2 separate regions of the Homo sapiens genome follow, and region 1 is linked to region 2. The links are chromatin contacts, found by Hi-C or POLR2A ChIA-PET in ENCODE. All regions are on one chromosome and are shown on one strand. Each heading gives the region's core, a stretch centred on a gene start or an enhancer-like site at or near the end of the contact. The rest is flanking DNA. Distances are from core to core; before and after follow the strand shown. Region 1 overlaps EDN3 (endothelin 3). Region 2 overlaps ZNF831 (zinc finger protein 831).

Evidence for each region. Hi-C counts contacts between places; a loop is a spot of excess contacts on that map. ChIA-PET counts read pairs that join two places held with the same protein, here RNA polymerase II (POLR2A).
Region 1: a loop to region 2 is called in a map of Caco-2, with 2.2 times the contacts of the local background. The contact joins two enhancer-like sites. A Hi-C loop is called at or near these places in 2 of 168 maps with a recorded cell type or tissue (Caco-2 and prostate gland). POLR2A ChIA-PET finds 5 or more read pairs at or near these places in 1 of 52 experiments (AG04449).

What each region holds. Positions count from the first base shown.
Region 1 is chr20:59,306,890-59,311,999 of GRCh38, reverse strand. All of the region lies in intron 2 of EDN3 (endothelin 3), which reads right to left. Among named protein-coding and RNA genes, the nearest start is that of EDN3, 8.8 kb to the right of the region's middle. Within about 2 kb of position 2,984, at least 3 of the 41 ENCODE cell types and tissues checked have a DNase peak (open chromatin) inside an H3K27ac peak, as active enhancers do.
Region 2 is chr20:59,220,429-59,225,684 of GRCh38, reverse strand. The region is part of intron 4 of ZNF831 (zinc finger protein 831); the gene reads right to left. Among named protein-coding and RNA genes, the nearest start is that of ZNF831, 59 kb to the right of the region's middle. RefSeq lists a silencer at 3,024-3,093. Within about 2 kb of position 3,409, at least 11 of the 41 ENCODE cell types and tissues checked have a DNase peak (open chromatin) inside an H3K27ac peak, as active enhancers do.

The DNA.
Region 1 (5,110 bases), core at 1,735-4,234, 87 kb before region 2:
GAAAGCAAGAGAAGACACTCTTGCTAATTTTCAGGAGATACCAGGTTAAGGATGGAAAAGATCTTCATGAGCAAGACTTATGCTTACCATCACAATGACCGTAAAGATACGCTCATCTTCCACCTAACCTAATTGTCTGTGTCCTTGTGTAATGCCCTTTTGGTAGCTCTGTCAGAGGTGTTCGAACCAGAGCAACTCTATCTTGAATAGGGGCTGGGTAGAATGAGGCTGCATTGCCAGAAGGTGAGGCATTCTTACTCATTGGATGAGACGGGAGGTCCACACAAGACATTGCTCACAAAGACTCCCACTAATAAAACAGGACGTGGAAAAAAAAAAAAAACATGGCCAAAATCCACCAAAACCAAGATGGCAACCCAAGTGACCTTCTGTTGTCCTCACTGCTCATTATATGCTAATTATAATGCATTAGCCACTAAAAGACACTCCCACCAGCGCCATGACAGTTTACAAATGCCATGGCAACATCAGGAAGTCACCCTATATGGTCTAGGAAGGGGGAACCTCAGTTCCAGGAATTCATGAATAACCCACCCCTTGTTTAGCATAGGATCGAAAAATAACTGTAAGTATACTCAATCAAGCAGCCCATACCACTGCTCTATGGAGCAGCCATTCTTTTGTTTCTTTACTTCTCTAATACATTTGCTTTCGCTTTACTCTATGGACTTGCCTTGAATTCTTTCTTGCTCGAGGTGCAAGAACCCTCTCTTGGGGTCTGGATCGGGACCCCTTTCCAGTAATAGCTCCAATAGATTTATCACTTACCTCAAACTACTGAGTCTCTATTAGAGACACAGGCTTTATCCTCAAGCAAGATGCCAGGGCTGGGATTAGGGTGAGGCAGGTGAGGTAAGTGGAGCAAGCTCAGGGCTGGATCCTGCCTTTACTAAAAACAATATTTGGTCGATTATGAATTTTTTTTTGCACTCATTTTGGCTTTCTGAAAATAGTGCATTACATTTTACTTGTTTTTTCCTACTTTCTGGTGCCTCCTGAAAGTTTGTACATGAGGGAGTGCCTCACTCACCCCAGTCTATTCTCAGCCCTGCAAGAGACCCATGGAAATCAGATTCCTAAAAATCCAGAAAAGTTACATGGACCTCTGCTGTCTCATGTAGTTGCTTCTGACTCTCGGCAAAGCAATTTGCGCTCCCCAAGTTGTGGGGCGAAACTGTCCACCAGCGGGCCAGTCATGTTTTTGGTTGCGTCTGTCGGTACTTTTGTCATCAATGCATATGAAATGAAGCTGTTTCTGGTTTTTCAATTACTGGGCCAGGGACCAGGCCTCCCTGACTGTTCTGTTCCTGAGTTACTGTTTATTAAGAGCTCCCACCAAGTCTGCCCTGAGGAGGCCACAAAAGAAGAAGAGGCCAGTGCTTCCAAGCCTGTGAATGTCCCCAAGGTCTCCCAAAGCTCTTGGCCCTCCTAAGACTCTGAGGTGGGGCAGATGAGAAAGAGAGCTGATGCCTCATCCTGTCTGTCTATTCTTGGGAGGTTTGGTGGGTGAGCCAGGATTCCGAAGCCCCCAAAACTATGCGGACAAACAATTCATTCACATGTGGCTGTCTGTACTCAGCCATGCTCTGCAATTTATTTTCCGAGTGCAATTAATTTCTATTCCAAAGTGGGCAAAAGTCTGTGTGTATGTGTGTGTGCATTTCCAATTTTGAGGAACTCTGTTTCAACTGAAACATGACAAGGAAGGAGACCAGGTCACTTTCTCATGCAAAACAGAGACCATCCACTTCCAATACACTGGAACGCGGGGTGGTGCCGTAGACAGGGTCACCCTTTACAGCTCCCCCTCTGAGGTTTGGAACTGGAATTATAAAGCAGAAGCATTGTTTGCCTCCCAGCTTCCTTTGTTTTAAATTCTTGCAGGAACAAACATGACCAGACACATCAGAGCCTTTCATGTGCCTTCAGATTGAAGGCCAAGTTCCTCACTGTAATGGCCCTTTCATCTAGCACAAATCCAAATTCTCCCTCGGGGTCACACAGGGTCACAACCTCTTTGTACCAAGTTTTCTTGCTACAAATCAAACTGCCTTCCAGCCTCAAGTCCCTCTGTCTCCCAAGTGGAGATTAGTTGCATTCCACCAAGTCTGTTTTTGTTCCTGGACCACTCACACTTCCTGCTGACTCTGGGGCAGAAAACGGGCTTTCTACCTGTGCATCCCCAACAGAAAAGTCCTCGTAGGACTGACCTTTCCAACAAACTGCGAAACTTAGCCCTAAGTCTCCCCAATTTTAAAGAAGTATCTTGCCGTCCAGTGTTCTAAGAAATATGCCACTCCAACTCAAAACTGGTACCCAAAAGTGTGCTAATTTCTAAGGAAGAGATAGAAATGGTTATGTGAGGGGAAAAACCTCCTGAAACCATGATCAGTCAGAACCTCAAGCTCAGGGTCCCTTTTAATCTGGCCAACACCCTCTTCTTTCACATGCCCGTCTCAAAAGCACATCATGAAATGATGTTTTCTAAATAGATGTCTGTGGGATTTCCTCGATTGCTTCCTGGTGACTCCCAGTTGGTGACACCCACTTCAGGTCCTGGGCAATGCTGGGTGAAGTCAGAAGTGAGGCTACTGGTGCCCCATGGGGTCCTCAGCTGCAAATTACAAGGCATTATATCTACTCTGCTGGACGTACCAAGGACATGAGAGCCACAGATGCCTCACAGAGCTCTCAGCATAGGTGTTTAACAAAGAGGTAAACAGATCATTCCTGTTCTCCTGAACTGAGACCCTAATCACCCCAATCACCACCCCTACCTCCTATTTCACAGACACAGCCCCAGACGGGTGCCCGCAAAGAGCGCCATGCCCCATTACTGAAAACTTTCAGTGATTTACCAAGGGGAGAGGGAAGCAATAGAAAGCAGAAAGGAGGGGCTGGAAGGGCGGGACTGAATCTCAGCCCAGCCCAGCAACCTTTGACCACAGAGTCTTTATCAGGCTGCTTATCAGCAACAGCAGACAGCCAGGCACACCTTTTCCCAGAGTCTGTAAGCTTTCTGCTAATTGAGGCTAACAGACCGTCCTGCAGGGGACAGGGTGGACAGGTTTGCTCCGGGGCACTCCAGGAGCTAAGATCAGAGTCAGAAGGTCCAAAGAGGTGGACCCCAGCAGAACTTGAGCAAGGACTTTCTACTCACCAGCCAGCATCCTCCAATCACAGGATTGGATATGGCAGGAGGACTGGTTTTGGCCCAGGAAGGGCTTCTGCAGGGCTGGAGGTTGTGTTGTTATCATTGTGGCCACCATCTTCAAGACGTTGAGTGTTTACTAGATTGTAGGCGCTGTGCTAACCACGCCCTGTGTACTTTCTTGTGTCATCCTGAAAACATCTTTCCTCATAGAGTGCTATCTATTCCCCCACTCTCTAGATGGGGACACTGAAGGTCTCAGAGGTGACATCTCCTAAGTGGCAGATCCAGATTTCAGCCCAGGCATTCGAGCCCACAGTTTGAGCTCTTAACCCCTACAAAGGGATCTGTTCCTCCTCCACGTGACAATTTGGATGAGTGGGCCCCAGGCCCCATTCCTCTCTAAACCCCAGGAGTCTCTAAACCAAAGTGTGAAGCTGGATCTGCAAGAAGAGATGGATTTGAGCAGTCCCACCTCCTATGTCTGCCCTGCTCCCGTAACCACACCAAGAAGCAAGAAGACAGAACAAGGCACAGAGCAGCAGCCAAGAAAAGAAAAATCCTGCACCAGGAATGAGACTCATGGCCTGGGGGTCCCTCGCCCTCTCGCCTAGACTCAGCCCCCTCTGTCCCAGCATCTCTGACATCAGGACAAACCTTCTGGTTTGCTTGGAGTGCACACTCAACCAGCCCCTCTTACCCACAGAGAAACCACCAAGGGCTCTGGTAGGCTAAAGGAAAATCACATGCTTCTATGCAAGCCAAGGCTACATTTCCAGAATAAAATTTAGGACTTGTGATGGACCAAGGATTTGGGTTTTGCCCATGTGTTAACATATGTTAATAAAAATAATCTTGCAAAAGGGTAAATATATGATTACATAGAATTATATATATGAATCATCACTATCAAAAAGAACAAAACCCCAGCCCTAACAATGTAACAAGACCCGATCTCTACAAAAAAAAAAAAAAATTACTAAATTAGCTAGGCATGGTGACACGCACCTGTGGTTCCAGCTACTCGGGAGGCTGAGGTGGGAGATTCGATTGAGCCCAGGAGTTCAAAGTTGCAGTGACCTATGATTGCATCACTGCACTTCAGCCTGGGCGACAGAATGAGACACTGTCTCAAAAAGAACAAAACCACCCTTAATCAGTCACGGATGGGGAACCATGTCTTTTATTCATTCTTGGGTCCCAGAGCCCCATTCAATACTGACCCAGGTGAGGCACTCTGGGAAAACATATTAAATGAACGAAAGCAGGAGTCATCTAAGATGGCATATTAGTCACCTAAGAAGCCCATGTTGGGAACATGCACACAGGAGGAGGCTTACAGGGCAGGCTTCAGGGCCAAACTTCTGGGCTGGCAGCCCAGTCCCTACTCACAAGCTCTGCAACCTTGGCCAACTGACTCCGCCTCCTGGGCTCAGCTTCTTCCTGTAAACTACAGGGACAATAGCATCCAACTAATGGGGCTGTCAAGCTGATCCCATGAGATGACATGAGGTCACAGTCATGGTCAGCCATCCTCACCATCCATGATTAGTAGCAGACTATTCATGACCCCTTTCCAAAACCATGATGGCAGAAAGACTGGCCCTCTGCCTCATATGGCCACATGTCCAACAATGATACTGCCAGGTGTGGCTCACAGGTCAGGGTGACTTTTGTTTTTTTGAGATGGAATCTTGGTCTGTCACCCAGGCTGGAGTGCAGTGGCGTGATCTCTGCTCACTGCAACCTCCACCTCCTGGGTTCAAGTGATTCTCCTGCTTCAGCCTCTCCAGTAGCTGGGACTACAGGCACATGCCACCATGCCTGGCTATTTTTTGTATTTTTAGTACAGACGGGGTTTCACCATGTTGGCCAGGCTCATCTCAAACTCCTGACTTCAAGTGATCTGCCCACCTCAGCCTCCCAAAGTGTTGGGTT
Region 2 (5,256 bases), core at 2,160-4,659:
AAAGTTTACCTCACGTCATCTAATGACAGACTTAAAATTCAGAGTTTGATCGTCTGCTCCTGTCCCCTGGAAAACCATCTAATGTGTCTGCATATGAGCCACAGATCATGACTCTGATGAAAGAAGCCAGTCTTTTCTATAAAGAGGCATTTCCAACAGACGTTGATTAATCTAGTTTCTCATCCTTCTAAGCAAAATAATAGAGAAATCATCATTTTCTGCCTTATCAAACTACACAGATGACTGCTTGGTGACTCCACAAATTTATTGAGTAGTGAAACTGGAAGCAAAGAAGAAATATGCCCTGCGTCCTCAGAAGCACTGAAAGACTTGAGCTGTCAGGACCAAAGCAAGTCTTGCTAAACCAGCCGTGGAAAATCCAAGGCGAGATTGGGAAAGGTAAACACAAAACCTAACAAAATAAAAAAGAACAACTTCTTCTTCAAGGAGACTTCCAGAGTAAACCACGTTAAGTGGGTTTTCTTAGCTTTAATGCAGAGTTACTTAAAATTGACCAAAAAATGTTCCCCATTTCTTAAGTTAAAAAAAATATACATGCATTGAACCTATAATGGAATATTACTTAAATGAATCCAGATTAATTGAAATTAAACACAATGGAACACAACAGATATAGACTAATGAAAAGACTAATAAAGAGCTTTTCCCCCACCAGTTAAAAGCATGCAGTATTCTACTCTACAGAATGAAAAAGGAAAAAAAAAAATCACAAAATTTAAAAACCCTACAAATCCAGGAAGCAATTTTTAAAAATATTGTTTTCATATTAAAACATACAAAACCAATTACTTTTCAACCATTCATGCAGGGACTTTTAAAAATCAATAACATATTTAATTTGTTTGGACAAAGATGAATGAGAATACATGTCTTTGGTTCTCAGTATTCTCTCTGGGCTGCCCTTTTGGAATCACTGTAGCAAGTAATTCCTGTTGTTGCTTTCTCGATTAGATTGAACGACTATTAAACCTTCTCTGTTCAACTGTAAAACCTCAACATTTTAAGAAACAATCGAAAGTCAGAGGAATGTGCCTGATTTGCCTCTCAAGAAACAATGTCTAATGCCTAGCAGTTGCCCAGCAAACAGCTACTGAATGCATGGATGCTTGAAGGAGTGAAGCTAGCAGGGCTGGATGAAGTGCAAAGAACAGTCGGATTCGTCAAGGCAATGGGGCAATTAGAGTATATCAGATGATCAGGGCATCAGGGTAAGCCATCAGGAGGGAACAAAAGAAGGCTGGGATGGGACGAGGCAGAAGAGGCGCCCCCCCACCCAGTGCTCTTCTGCCCTAGGGTGCAGGAGAGTGTTGGCCTCCTGGAATACATGAGAAGTCAGCTTGGAAGAGGATGCTACCAAACCACGGATGAGAAGCCCATGGGCACCTCAAAGCACCCAGGCGGCGAGGTACCTGGGCTGGTGAGAAGCCGGGCGTGCAGAGCACGCACTTGTTGGGAGGGGAAGCAGGTCTCCAGGAACAAGAGGAAGTCCCCCCACCCGCCACGCACCATCACATTTCCAAGGTGGCTTCTGAAGGCCTCCTGGTGCGAGGGTACTCAAAGTGGGTGCCCTGCTATATTCTCCCAGGGGGAACGGAAAAGAAGGACGTGTTTCCCCGTAATCCATCCACCCCCAAAAGAGCGCTGGCCACACCGGTTTCAGTGTTTGGCTCCAGTGGCCTGGATGTGGGGGTGGTGGATGACAGGGAGAGATGACTCCTTCCTTCCTCCCTCCTGTCCCGTGGCCTCCTGGCAGCCTTTGAAGTAAAGGTCTCAAACTAGCTGACTGTATTTGGGCCCAGATGGGGTATGTGTGCAAGTGCACGTCCGTGCGTGTATGTGTGTTTAAATTAGCACCCTGTAAAAATTGAGAGATTTTATTTAACGTGAAATCTGGGTTCTGCCTTCCCCGTAGAGCTAGATGAATACCAGCCAGCTGGCCTCACCACACAACAGCCAAGGTTATATGATTCAAAGCACTCTTTCAAATTCTAGATATATTTTGTGTAGTGTTACTATCACCCCCATTTTACAGATGGGGAAACCGAGGCACAGAAGAGCTGAGACACGTCCCTAGGATGACATGACTACAGGTGGTGAAACTCGGCAGCGAGCCCGAGTGCTTTCCTCCGAGGCCCGTTCCCGTAGCCGCTGGAGCACCGCTGCCTCTGCTGGGAGGCTGCTGCCGGCTCGTTCCTCCTGCATCTCTCTGTTAAAACGTTTGCTTATTAACATTTTTCCATGTGCTTTTAAAAAACATGGCTAGTTCTGAAAGAGAACCAGTGTGTCTGCAAGCTGGAGAGGAAGGAACCATCGCACACACTTGGCAAGCGAAGGGTCCGGGAGTCCTGGTCACCGTGCAGCGATTGGGAGCCTGCATTTTGCGGCAGAATCCTGGATTCTGCTTTACATCCCTGCGGACAGAGAGCACCCAATAGAGCCTTCGGCACCTCGTTTTGTCCTTTTTCTTCTTTCACCCCCATCTCTCACCCTGGTCCTGGGAAACTGAAATAATGTCCCCCCTCTGACCTCCTCCAAGGCCCCCTTCCTGCCTCCTCCTGTTATCAGCTGGGGCTCCTGCCTCCCCTCTTCGTGAACATTCTTACTCTTGCATTTCTGGGTGGCGTTTATGTGAGGGCAGTGAAACATCATCCACAGGCTGGGGTCGTCTGGTGCGGGGGCCGTGACGACAGTCGCTTGCTCAGCGGGGGGTCCCAGCCGATTTGCAGAAGCCAAGGAACTAGGATCAAAACCCTGCTCTCCCTTCCTTCGGCTTCAGCCTGCTCCCTTGGTTCTACCACGGAAACCCCTACGAACATAAAATAAATTTGTACCGCCAGGTCCCTGGTGTTCAGAGCAGGTGCCCCTGATTGCACGAGTCTGGGGTCCGCCCGCCTCCCTCCCAGACCGGACTCCAGGCCGTGCTGCGCCGCGGAGCGAGGAGGGAGCCGGGCTTCGGCGGTGCCCGCGATGGGCGCTAGGGGGCCCCCGCGGAGCTTGGAAGGCGGCTTTGCTGTAAATCCCAGCCCTCTGCGCTTTCTTCCGGGTAATAAATTCACAAGGCTTGTTTTTTAACCCCCACCAGAGGTTAAAATAGTTTCATAAAAAGTTTTGGTAAATTCATGGGTAACTTTTGAGGTTATGTGAGGTTGTTGTCACACAAAAAAAAAAAAAGAGAGAGAGAAAAACAGAGCCTTTCTTCTCTGCTCCTGCAAGATTGAGGCTTGGCGCCGGCGGGGGCGGAGGGGGCCCGGGCTTTGTGTTCTTCCAGAAGCATCCACGTGGCTAGGCGGCTCTCCAGGCCCCCGGGCGCCCACCCACCAGGGTAGGGGGGTCTCGGGAGCGCCCAGCCAGGGGTCCGCACCCACCCCGCCGCCCGCCCGGGCACCCTGCAGCCTTCCCGAGGCTTCGCTGAGCTCGACCCCCAGCCCAGCTCAGCCCAGCCCGTGGGGCGAGTGGGGTTCGGGGCTCTGCGTTGATCGCTTCCTGCCATGCCCGTGGGAATAAAGCAAAAGTTACAGCCCCTGAGTAGGGGTTAAAAAGAACTTTATCAGATTGATAAGCTGGGAGACAGGAGGAGGCAGAAAGAAAACAGCGCAGTTAAGGGAGGGGGCGTCGCACATTAACTATGATTCAGACTCCAATGCACTGAGTTCATTTTTCAATCTGCCTTTAGGTAGGGGAAAAAAAATAAGGAAATTATGGAAAATTGAGAAATAAACATCTCTGAGAGTGCTTTGCACCCGGGGGTGCTTAACGAACACTTAATAATTTCAAACGCTAGTACTTAGAAAAATGGCTTTTGTCCGTTCCCGGCACGCCAGGTGCCTCCTAGCAAAACCGGAAAGCTGAAAATGACTGAAAATGATCGCTAATGTCTATGTGGAGGGTGGTACAAAAATCACTTGTTCATGTCCTTTGGAAGTTAAGGAAATAAGCAAGCCAAAATTTTAAGAGTTTTAGCAAGGGAAAAACCTTGGAACTGAGCTTGCATTTCTTTTCCTCAACGTATGAACTTGGGCAAGACTCCTAATTAGGACAGGGCTGGCCACACATCACCTCCTGACCCCACGGGGCCATACTGAAAATTAGATGAGGAAAAACATTTGGAGGAAACTCTCAAAATGCTACTGCAGGAAGCAATGGTTGTTTTTGGAGCAGATTCCCCATGCTCCCTGCCAGCAGCCAGCAGTGGGGTGAGGGCCAGTGTGAACTATTTACCTAGAGGACGATGGGGTCCCTACAAGAGCACAGTATTGCCAGGGAGGCCTCTGGGACGAGTTGGAGCTTGGAGGATTATTCCAGTTTCGTCATTTTCTCAACCTGGAGGGCAAGTCTCACCCCGGCAGGAAGAGCACCATAGGCATGCATGTAGCACAAACTCAAGGGCCCAGAATGTACTCCCGAATCCCTACGAGCTCCCTGCTGGGGAAAGTATGGACCTGCACCATTCACTGCCTCCCTCCTTTGGCTTGAAGACGTCTTGTCCAGACCTGGGGGGAAAATTCAGTGTATGCTCACCCCTGCCACCTCCCAGCCATGATAACCACACACTGTAAAGTCCTTTGTAGTTCACACAGCACTTTCACAGTCACTGTCTCATGTAACTTGAGCCTCTCCTCAATCTCAAGGGCAAATGAGTCAGGTATTCCTGGACAGGCTTCATGGGGTTCTTGGGCACCAGATTAAATGAATTATGGACTCAGAAACTCCAGCCCCATTCTACAGATGAGGACCTGAGACAATGAGAAGGAACAAATTTTGCCCAAAGAACTAGTAAAAGTCAAGACTCAAACCAATTCCTCTAAATCCAGAAAGCAAAATTATTTATCCTGTACCAGCCTTGGCCTCAAAGGAGGCTGAGAGAGAAAGGGAAACGTTAGGCTTTCCAAGGTTAATGGAGTAAGGTGGTTGAGGAGACTTTGGAGTGTCTGGCATCAGAAGGAGCAGATTCTTCTTTAAAAAAAACAATAAAAACAGAATTGTGTTCTCAAATTCTAGCTAGATGTTGAGACCTAACCTCTTTCTCTCTGATTAAAAGGGAGGTTAGGAAGGGGTTTAGGCAAGTGTTAAAGATGGAATCAAAACAAGACTTTCTCCATGGCATGATCAAGAGGCTGGAGAGGGAGTTGAGAGGAGAATCACCTTCCCATTATGAGTCAGTGTCACTGAAGGTTTCTCTCTGTAGCCCCTAAAGTTACTTCTCCCCTAGGTTCCACTCACACCTTAGTTAGAATT